2 separate regions of the Homo sapiens genome follow, and region 2 is linked to region 1. A link is an interaction called in ENCODE POLR2A ChIA-PET data of the cell type or tissue named here. Cell type or tissue: IMR-90. All regions are shown on one strand. Links, peaks and the distances in the headings refer to the core of each region. The heading gives the core; the rest is flanking DNA.

The links. Peaks named below come from ENCODE experiments on the same cell type or tissue, not always from the same donor. Only the 100,000 strongest peaks of a DNase experiment are listed, where the experiment ranks them.
Region 2: POLR2A ChIA-PET joins it to region 1 with 18 read pairs; 1 of 35 experiments calls an interaction of 5 or more read pairs at or near these places.

What each region holds. Positions count from the first base shown.
Region 1 is chr1:39,107,913-39,111,979 of GRCh38, forward strand. It overlaps a transcript of MACF1 not described here. Among named protein-coding and RNA genes, the nearest start is that of NDUFS5, 84 kb to the left of the region's middle. In IMR-90, for the core only: no CTCF peak of the experiment used is centred there; DNase peaks (open chromatin) are centred at 2,839 and 3,159; H3K27ac peaks cover 729 bases.
Region 2 is chr1:39,445,812-39,451,407 of GRCh38, forward strand. MACF1 (microtubule actin crosslinking factor 1) reads left to right here. Exons shown (of 101, transcript NM_001394062.1): 81 at 1,621-1,776; 82 at 1,881-2,087; 83 at 2,222-2,341; 84 at 2,783-2,952; 85 at 5,241-5,400. Among named protein-coding and RNA genes, the nearest start is that of BMP8A, 43 kb to the right of the region's middle. In IMR-90, for the core only: no CTCF peak of the experiment used is centred there; no DNase peak of the experiment used is centred there.

The DNA.
Region 1 (4,067 bases), core at 1,560-4,059:
GCCTAAACTGCCCCTAGGGCCAATGGGAGAAGGGCAGTAATGTATTTGGAGTGTGAGGGAAGCAGAGCTGTGTGTAGTGCAGCTGTATTAGGAATGGTAGTCAAGTATGGGTTTTCCAGAACTGTGCTTGGCAACCATTTTTTTTTTTTTTTCTGTGTGGTGGCAGTGAGCATGGTCTTGGCAGGATTAGATGATTCAGCATGGAAATAAATGCTCTCCCTTATTTCCTAAATGTCCCAAAGGTTCTTTCAGATAGCTGGCCAGTAAACAGGAGGCATTAGATAATAACACTGGATTCTAACAGTTCAGAGTGGGCAGCAGCCAAGAGAACCAGGGTATATCCTTCATTTCCCCAATTCTCTGACAGTCATTAAAGTCTCTCTTGGAGGTGCCACAATGTTAGATGCCAGAATTCTGAATGAGATCTGGTTCCTGCCCTTGGTTATTCCATCTAGTAAGGGAAAGATACTTGCAAACAAGTAGTTGTCATACTGTGATAAGTGCTAGAACAGAGATAGTATGGAAGCCAGAGGAAGGCTGAAACCCTATTTGGATTTACCTGGGAGATTTGACAAAGGAGGTGACATGAGAGGGTTTTTTTTTTTTTTTTTTTTTTGAGACGGAGTCTCACTCTGCTGCCCAGGCTGGAGTGCAGTGGCACGATCTCCACTCACTGCAAGCTCTGCCTCGCGGTTCACGCCGGAGGAAATTAAGAAGGAATAGTCAGGGAGGTAGGAGAACCAGGATTTTATTCCTCTCCTAGGATAGAGACCAACTCTACTGAAGAAGCAGGTCACATATGAGCATAGTTTTAGGTTTTAAAGAGGTGGTTAAAAACCAGCACACTTGGTTGATGGTGGTTGGTTAAGACAGAATTAGACTTTTGTTTTCACAAAGCTTTAAGGACTAAATAGTCTTTACTTGCTGGGCTGGGCTAGGAATAAAAGAGAACATTCACATTTCAACATTGGTAACATCTATCTGGTACTTATGAAATTCAGAATTGTCACTAAGTGTTGTGGGTTATACGAAGCTAGTTAGGACCAATTTTCATTTATCCTAGTGCAGAAAATAACTTATAAAACTTACTGCACAGAGGGTTACAAGTGAAGAGTCTGCATATTACTTAATGTACAAAATTGATATCGTAGAAAGACTATGCTTTGGATTTCTTCTGTTGTGGGCTCCAGTCCTAGTTTTTGCCAGTTAATTTCTACTGTGTGACCTTGGAAAAGATTTCTCTCATCTTTTGGGTTTCTCATCTGTTAAAATAGGGATGATAATACTAATTTCTTGGGATTCATGAGAATATAAATGAGCTCTGGGCATATATTTGTCCTTTAATGTTCCATTTTATTTTACTTTACTTTATTTTGAGGTGGAATCTTGCTCTGTTGCTCAGGCTGGGATGCAGTGGCACGATCTCACCTCACTGCAACCTCTGCCTCCCAGGTTCAAGCAATTCTCCTGCCTCAGCCTCCTGAATAGCTGGGATTACAGGTGCACGCCACCATGCCTGGCTAATTTTTTCTATATTTTTTTTTAGTAGAGATGGGGTTTCACCATGTTGGCCAGGCTGGTCTTGAACTCCTGACCTTGTGGTCTGCCTGCCTCAGCCTCCCAAAGTGCTGGGATTACAGGCGTGAGCCATTGCACCTGGCCTATTTTATTTTTTAACTCTTTTCTCTCCTTTTTTTTTTTTCTATCTCCTACCAGAAGGAACCTTTAATGTTTAGAAAAACGTTGATTTATATCTTATTTAAGCTTTATAATATCCTGAAGGATAGTATTACACAGATGAATAAATTTAGGCACAGAGACTTAAAATTACTGTCTAAGAGCCAGGCTCCAGATTTCTGGGTGAAGGTTTCACATTGTATCACAGAAGGGAGTTTTAAAATCACAGTAGATGACTTGGGCTAAGTGAGAAATTGTGAAAATGCTTTAATTGTTAGTATCATTATTGTTGTTAGTTTTAGTTTCTGAAGTATAGTCACACACTTTAAGTGACATACATTTCCAGATCTCTGAACTGTGGAGAATTTCTTTTCCCCTTATTATGGGAGAAGTTTTACGATATATAAATCACATTGAAATTTTCATACAAAAATAATACAAAATAAAATAAAATACAAAAAATACAAGAAATAAATACAAAAATAATTTTTAAAATAGTACAAAATGATGAAATTTTGTTAACACAGTGATTGGAAAATATGGGTTGAGGATTTGGGATTGTTTACCTAAGTGACGCTCTGAAGCAACCTTTTGGTTATATGTAGATTCAGCTTATTTATCCTTTTTAGTGGATGTTGTTCTTTTTTTTTTTTTTTTTTTTTTGAGACAGGGTCTTGCTTTGTTGCCCAGGCTAGAGTGCAGTGTGGTGAGATCAGGGCTAACTGCAGCCTTCACCTCTCAGGCTCAAGTGATCTTCCTACCTCAGCCTCCCAAGTAGCTGGGACTAACAGGCATGTGCCACCATGCCTGGCTAATTTTTAAGTATTTTGAAGAGAAAAGGTCTCACTATGTTGCCCAGGCTGGTCTCAACCCCCTGGCCTCAAGTGATCATCCTGCCTTGGCCTCACAAACTGCTGAGATTACAGGCTTGAGCCACCGTGCCTGGCCTACACTCAGTTTTTAAGTTCCTTTTTAGATCAAAGTCCTAGAGTTGGAGTGGATAGTTTTTAGCCAGAACAAAAGAGTAAGTGCTACTTCTGGACATGAACACTGTTAATTCAGAAAGTGAGTCAAGTCAGTCTGCTGGGAAATCACAAGTTTTGGCCACATTCATGCTGTTGAAATAATAAAATGTGTCCATGTGCTAACAGTGCTTATGGGAGCTACTGCCTTGTCTTGGGCTTGTTGGCAAATGACGTAATACAAACCAGGGAAATGCACCAGCGTAAGCCTATTATACTGGTATTTTTCAGTGCCAATTCCAGGTTTAAGAGATCATGGTGGAAAGAATACTTCAGAGTGCATATCTGAGAACAGAAACATCCCAAGATCAAAAGTCACAAATGAACAATTATAGATTGTAAGGAGTCTGTTGTGTTTTCTCAGTGTTCTTGAAAACACCCAGTCTTTACTCCTTTTTCTAAGTAAGGTTGGCCCTTTCAGCTTCTGATAATTATATATTGAGCCATGTTGTGACTAGGTTGTATGGAATGCTAGAGCTCCTGTTTTTACTCTCATGGTTTTGATTGGAGTTGAAGCCTCTCTCGTCTGGCTTCTATTGGTGGCATTTACTAATTTTCTGGCCTGGTAAATGGCTTGTGGTAGCTAAGAATGTTTATTCCAGTTTTTTGGAGACAGGGTCACCCATGTCAGAGTGCAGTTGATACCATTGTGTAGCTCACTCTAACCTCAAACCCCCGGGCTCACATGATCCTCCCATCTCAGCCTCCGGAGTAGCTAGGATTAAAGGTGCATGCCACCATGCCCAGCTAATTATTTTATTTATTTATTTATTTATTTATTTATTTTTGGAGACGGAGTCTCACTCTGTCACCCAGGCTGGAGTGCAGTGGTGCGAACTCGGCTCACTGCAAGCTCCGCCTCCCAGGTTCATGCCATTCTCCTGTCTCAGCCTCCCGAGTAGCTGGGACTACAGGCGCCCACCACACACCCGGCTAATTTTTTGTATTTTTAGTAGAGAGGGGGTTTCACCGTGTTAGCCAGGATGGTCTCGATCTTCTGACCTCGTGATCTGCCCGCCTCGGCCTCCCAAAGTGCTGGGATTACAGGCGTGAGCCACCGCACCTGGCAATTATTTTATTTTTTTTATAGAGATGGGATCTTGCAATGTTTTCTAGGCTAGTCTCGAACTAGCTTCAAGCCATCCTCTTGCCCTGGCCTCCCAAAACGCTGGGATTTCAGGTGTGTATCTTCTGAAAGTACAGTTTGTTACTTCTGATGAAATATTTTTTTCTTCCAGAGCTTCTCAGTTTCTGAAGTAAATTAGAATTAATCTCTGATTCTTTGTCTCTTTCAGGGCTTTTCATAATTTGACTTACTCTGCACACCCAACTATACCATCTGTTACTGCCTAACACATCTCTCTTCTC
Region 2 (5,596 bases), core at 1,817-4,316, 340 kb after region 1:
TAGCCAGGTGTAGTGGCACACGCCTGTAGTCCTAGCTACTTGGGAGGCTGAAGTAGGAGGCTCACTTGAGCCTGGAGGGTTGAGGCTGCAGTGAGCAGTGATGGTGCCCCTGCATTCTAGCCTGGGTGACATCAATAACCTATCTCCAAAAAAAAGAGAAAACAATCCTTGGACAGGCTGTCATCCATAGATCCTGCAGAAGGCAAAGCTAAGATTAAATAAACTGAGACAGATTCCAGCTCATAACCAAGAAATTTTCAGAGAGTTTTCTTAATAGTTGAGCAAAATACCTTAAGACATAGTTGCCCATTATCAGAAATGGTCAGGCAAAAGCTGAGTGTCAAGGATAGTTTATTATTTTGCAGAAACATTACCTTCAGGATCAGTAAAATCATTTATTAAATGTGTGTGGTGCTGTAGTAAGAAAATATAAAGAATATGTAGATATAAAGAATATAAAGATATAAATTAGATATAAAAGTATATCTTTTATATCTATAAAGTAGATATAAAAAATATATAAAGAATATGTGGATAGAATGATGTGGAAAGAATTCCTATCATCTAGGAACTTGTAATATATTAATTTCTAAACATTTCTATATATATTTGAAGTGGATTTCATTTTTCCACCTGATTTGTTTAGATTGGGTTTGTACATTTTTATAACATTTATTGTAATTTTTTTTTTTTTGGTGGGGGGTGGTTACAAAAATAACCTGAAAGCGCAAAGAGGAAAATAGAAATTACAACCCAGTCAGGTAGAATTAACAACAGTTAACGTTTTTGGTGTACATCTTGGAGTTTTTTCTGTGAATATTTTGGAAATACTCATTTTTGTCAGCCTGTCATTTTTACTTTGCCTGCCTAGTAGGGGGGCCAGAGGCAGAAGTCATTACCAAAAGGTTAGTGTAGGTCTCTGAGGATGGAGCTTATGAACTCTGTGGGATTGAAGCGTACTTGTGAGGAGTAGCCTTTTCCCTGAATGAGCTCTTGTTGTTGCCATTCTTAGGTAAATGAAAGTGTCTGAAAATCTACATCTAGTGTTGTCAGATTTTTGCCTAGAATGTCTTGGCTTCTTTCGTTACCTCTTCTTCTTATAGCATAAGCATAATTTTTAGACTCATATTTTCATATGCCATATTTTCTGAAAACATGTATTTAAACAAAGAGTACTACATTGAACATCATCTTCATAGTAAATTGCTTTTCATTTAGCTGTTTTTATACCACAAAAAGTACATTAAAGGAAACTGAAACATTACCCAAAGCAGGTTGTAGATCCTGCAGCTGTCACCACTAAAGGGTCTGTTCACTTACAGTTATTGAATAGTCTTATTCCCGTTCAAGGAAGTGGAGAGTAGCAGAGAAAGGAACTTAGCTGCTTATTGTGCTCTATTTCCTTTTCCATGTACACAGTTCTTGCCCATTTGTTTCAGACACTAACATTAAAATGTCCCCTTCTTTACAAATAAAGCATGTTTGGACGTTGATTAAATGAGGCTTCCTTTTTAGAGGTCATTTCATTTGTTGTACAATTCATGCCTTTGTCGCTGAGCCTATAATTCCTGAAATTGGCGCTTTTTCTTTCTGTGTGTGTGTGTTTTACTTGAAATTCAGTCAAAGCTGGAAGAGGCCCTCAACTTGGCAACAGAATTCCAGAATTCCCTACAAGAATTTATCAACTGGCTCACTCTAGCAGAGCAGAGTTTAAACATCGCTTCTCCACCAAGCCTGATTCTAAATACTGTCCTTTCCCAGATAGAAGAGCACAAGGTAAGTATGATATTATGATGCTGCATTCTTTTTGAAAGCACTAATTGAAAGAAATGCCCCTTTATCTTATCTTAAGCTAAAAAAGAGCACTATTGTTCCCTCAGGTTTTTGCTAATGAAGTAAATGCTCATCGAGACCAGATCATTGAGCTGGATCAAACTGGGAATCAATTAAAGTTCCTTAGCCAAAAGCAGGATGTTGTTCTGATCAAGAATTTGTTGGTGAGCGTGCAGTCTCGATGGGAGAAGGTTGTCCAGCGATCTATTGAAAGAGGGCGATCACTAGATGATGCCAGGAAGCGGGCAAAACAAGTAAGTTGGGGAAGAAAGATACTAATTCACTGAAGAGTCTTGGGCTGCATGTATTGAGTCTCTGGGATGATTCTCAAACGTGCTGTATAGTGTGTATATTCATTCCTGTTAACTTATTTCTTATGTAATTTTAGTTCCATGAAGCTTGGAAAAAACTGATTGACTGGCTAGAAGATGCAGAGAGTCACCTGGACTCAGAACTAGAGATATCCAATGACCCAGACAAAATTAAACTTCAGCTTTCTAAGCATAAGGTAAAGCAGTTAATTGCTCTTAGGTCCCAAGCCATAGTATTCGCTAAAGCTTGTATCTTGCCAAAAATAAAAATCAGAGCTAGTAAAAAGAAAACCAATTGGTTAATGTTTAAAAGTCAAAATGATGAAGCCAGGGTTCCATTTTATATCTAGATGGTCTAATCATGATATTTGCTCATTTAAATAACAGTTTAAGGAAAGTAGTTATGGGAGTAACTAGTTAAAACTGTAGGCTTTCACAAATTGTCAGGCACTTCTATATATGGTATAAACAAAAAATTATAAATTTCTTAAGGATAAGCTATGGTTAATTTTAGTTCAAAAAAAGTGGTGATATTCATACTTTATTTGGTTTCTAGCCTGAAAACTCAAATTCTTTTGTTCCAAATCAAGATGTCGTCTGACTTTTAACACTTTTTTCTTTTCTTTCTGGAAACATAGGAGTTTCAGAAGACTCTTGGTGGCAAGCAGCCTGTGTATGATACCACAATTAGAACTGGCAGAGCACTGAAAGAAAAGACTTTGCTTCCCGAAGATAGTCAGAAACTTGACAATTTCCTAGGAGAAGTCAGAGACAAATGGGATACTGTTTGTGGCAAGTCTGTGGAGCGGTGAGCATGAATGTCCCCTTCAGGGGTCTAACCGGGATCCCAAAAGCAAGAGGTTCTTACCAGATTCTATAAAATGGTGATAAAGCTAATGCATCAGTAAGAGGTTTTGTACCATCTTAACACCACCAGTTAGTTCAAAGACTGTTATAATTTAAATAAAATGTGTAAAAATTCTCATTTTAAACTTGAACCTTATTGTATTAGAGAGAGGCCTATAAAATCAAACCAACAATAATAGATCAGTAACTCAAAAGTATTTGTAAATCATCAATTTGTAATACCAACAACTGTCTTATTGACTGCTCTTGGACACTCCAAAGCCTCTACATGCATTACCTCATTTAACCATAATGATACCTGACCTTTGCTGGGCAATTACTACTGAATATGTACCAAACAGTAGCTGATAATCATTTAATCCTCATAACCACTGAGGTGGGTACCATTTTTATTCCATTGTACAGATGAGAAAATGACCATAAAGAGGTTCTTAACTCCCCTAAGGTCACTCAGCTACCCTGTTGGCAGAGCTGAGGTTTAAACCATGGCAGTTTGGTTCTAAAAGTTGTACTTTTATCTATTTGTACCCACTATGCCATGCTAAATATTACAATATTGCTACCCTATTTGTACTTTTTTTTGTTTGTTTGTTTGAGACAGAGTCTCACTCTGTCACCCAGGCTGGAGTGCAGTGGCGCGATCTCGGCTCACTGCAAGCTCCGCCTCCCAGGTTCACGCCATTCTCCTGCCTCAGCCTCCCGAGTAGCTGGGACTACAGGCACCCGCCACCACGCCTGGCTAGTTTTTTGTATTTTTAGTAGAGAAGGGATTTCACTGTGTTAGCCAGGATGGTCTCAATTTTCTGACCTCGTGATCCACCCGCCTCAGCCTCCCAAAGTGCTGGGATTACAGGCGTGAGCCACCGCGCCTGGCATTTTTTTTTTTTTTTGTCATGTTGAGACAGGGTCTAGCTCTCTGGCCCAGGCTGGAGTGCAGAACTTACTGCAGCCTCCAACTCCTGGGCTCAAGGGATCCTCCCACCTCAGCCTCTTGAGTAGCTCAGACTATAGGCATGTGCCACCATACCTGGTTAATGTTTTTTGTTTTTGTTTTTGAGATGGAATCTCCCTCTGTCATCCAGGCTGGAGTGCAGTGGCACTGTCTCGGGTCACTGCAACCTCCATCTCCCCGGTTCAAGCAATTCTTCTTCCTCAGCCTCCCAAGTAGCTGGGACTACAGGTGCACACCACCATGCCCAGCTAATTTTTTTTAATATTTTTATTAGAGACGGGGTTTCACCATATTGGCCAGGCTGGTCTGGAACTCCTGACCTCATGATCCACCTGCCTCGGCGTCCCAAAGTGCTGGGATTACAGGTGTCAGCCACCACGCCCAGCCATTGTTTTTTATTTGAGTAGAGACAAGGTCTTGCTATTGTCCAGGCTGTTCTGTAACTCCTGACCTCAAGTGATCCTCCCACCTTGGCCTCCCAGAGTGCTGGGATTGCAAGTGTGAGCCAACACACTTGGCCTGTACTCCAATTTTTTTTTTTTATGAGGTGACTGAGGTTCAAGGAGATGAAGAAACAGCCTAGGGTCACACAACTGATACAGAGCTAGGAGTTGAACTGATTCCAGATCACTACCAAAACTATCATCTTTTACTTAGAGTGGTATATGAGGTGATTAACACAGACCTTGGGTTGTTAGGGTGTGCCTGTGTGTCACTGGGCTATAAGATGCCTAAAGGGTATCTCTACCTGTCCCCTGTGCTACCCTTAATCCATTCTAGAGGGTGGTTTGATTTAAAATGTCTCACCATCTCTCAGTCACTTTTTACTCTATTTCTTTTTTTTTTTTTTTTTTTGAGATGGAATCTCGCTCTGTCTCCCAGGCTGGAGTGCAGTGGTGCAATCTCGGCTCACTGCAAGCTCTGCCTCCCGGGTTCGCGCCATTCTCCTGCCTCAGCTTCCCGAGTAGCTGGAACTACAGGCACCCACCACCATGCCCGGCTAATTTTTTGTATTTTTAGTAGAGACAGGGTTTCACCGTGTTAGCCAGGATGGTCTCGATCTCCTGACCTCGTGATCTGCCCACCTCGGCCTCCCAAAGTGCTGGGATTACAGGTGTGAGCCACCGCGCCCGGCCTTTACTGTATTTCTAACTGTTCTAACATAGAAGTCACTCTCTATATAGGGTTCAAGCAATATTCCCTTTCAGCGAGGCAGAATTGTGGGCCATTTGTAAAAGGAATCCCTAAAAATGGTAGCGTTTGTGTGCATTTCTCAGGCAGCACAAGTTGGAGGAAGCCCTGCTCTTTTCGGGTCAGTTCATGGATGCTTTGCAGGCATTGGTTGACTGGTTATACAAGGTGGAGCCACAGCTGGCTGAGGACCAGCCCGTGCACGGGGACCTTGACCTCGTCATGAACCTCATGGATGCACACAAGGTAGGGGTGAGGTCTGGGCTACATTGGAGTGCAGTGGGTCTTCTGTATATGACTGCCTAGGGTCTTCTACATATGACTGCCTCTGCCCTTCTTTCTAGGGGAGAAAGAGAGCCTGACAGTTGCTTTGTGTGTTTAAACAAACTGTTGCTGAGATTCTGCATTAGTCACAACGAATTTACCAAAATTGGTTTGATTC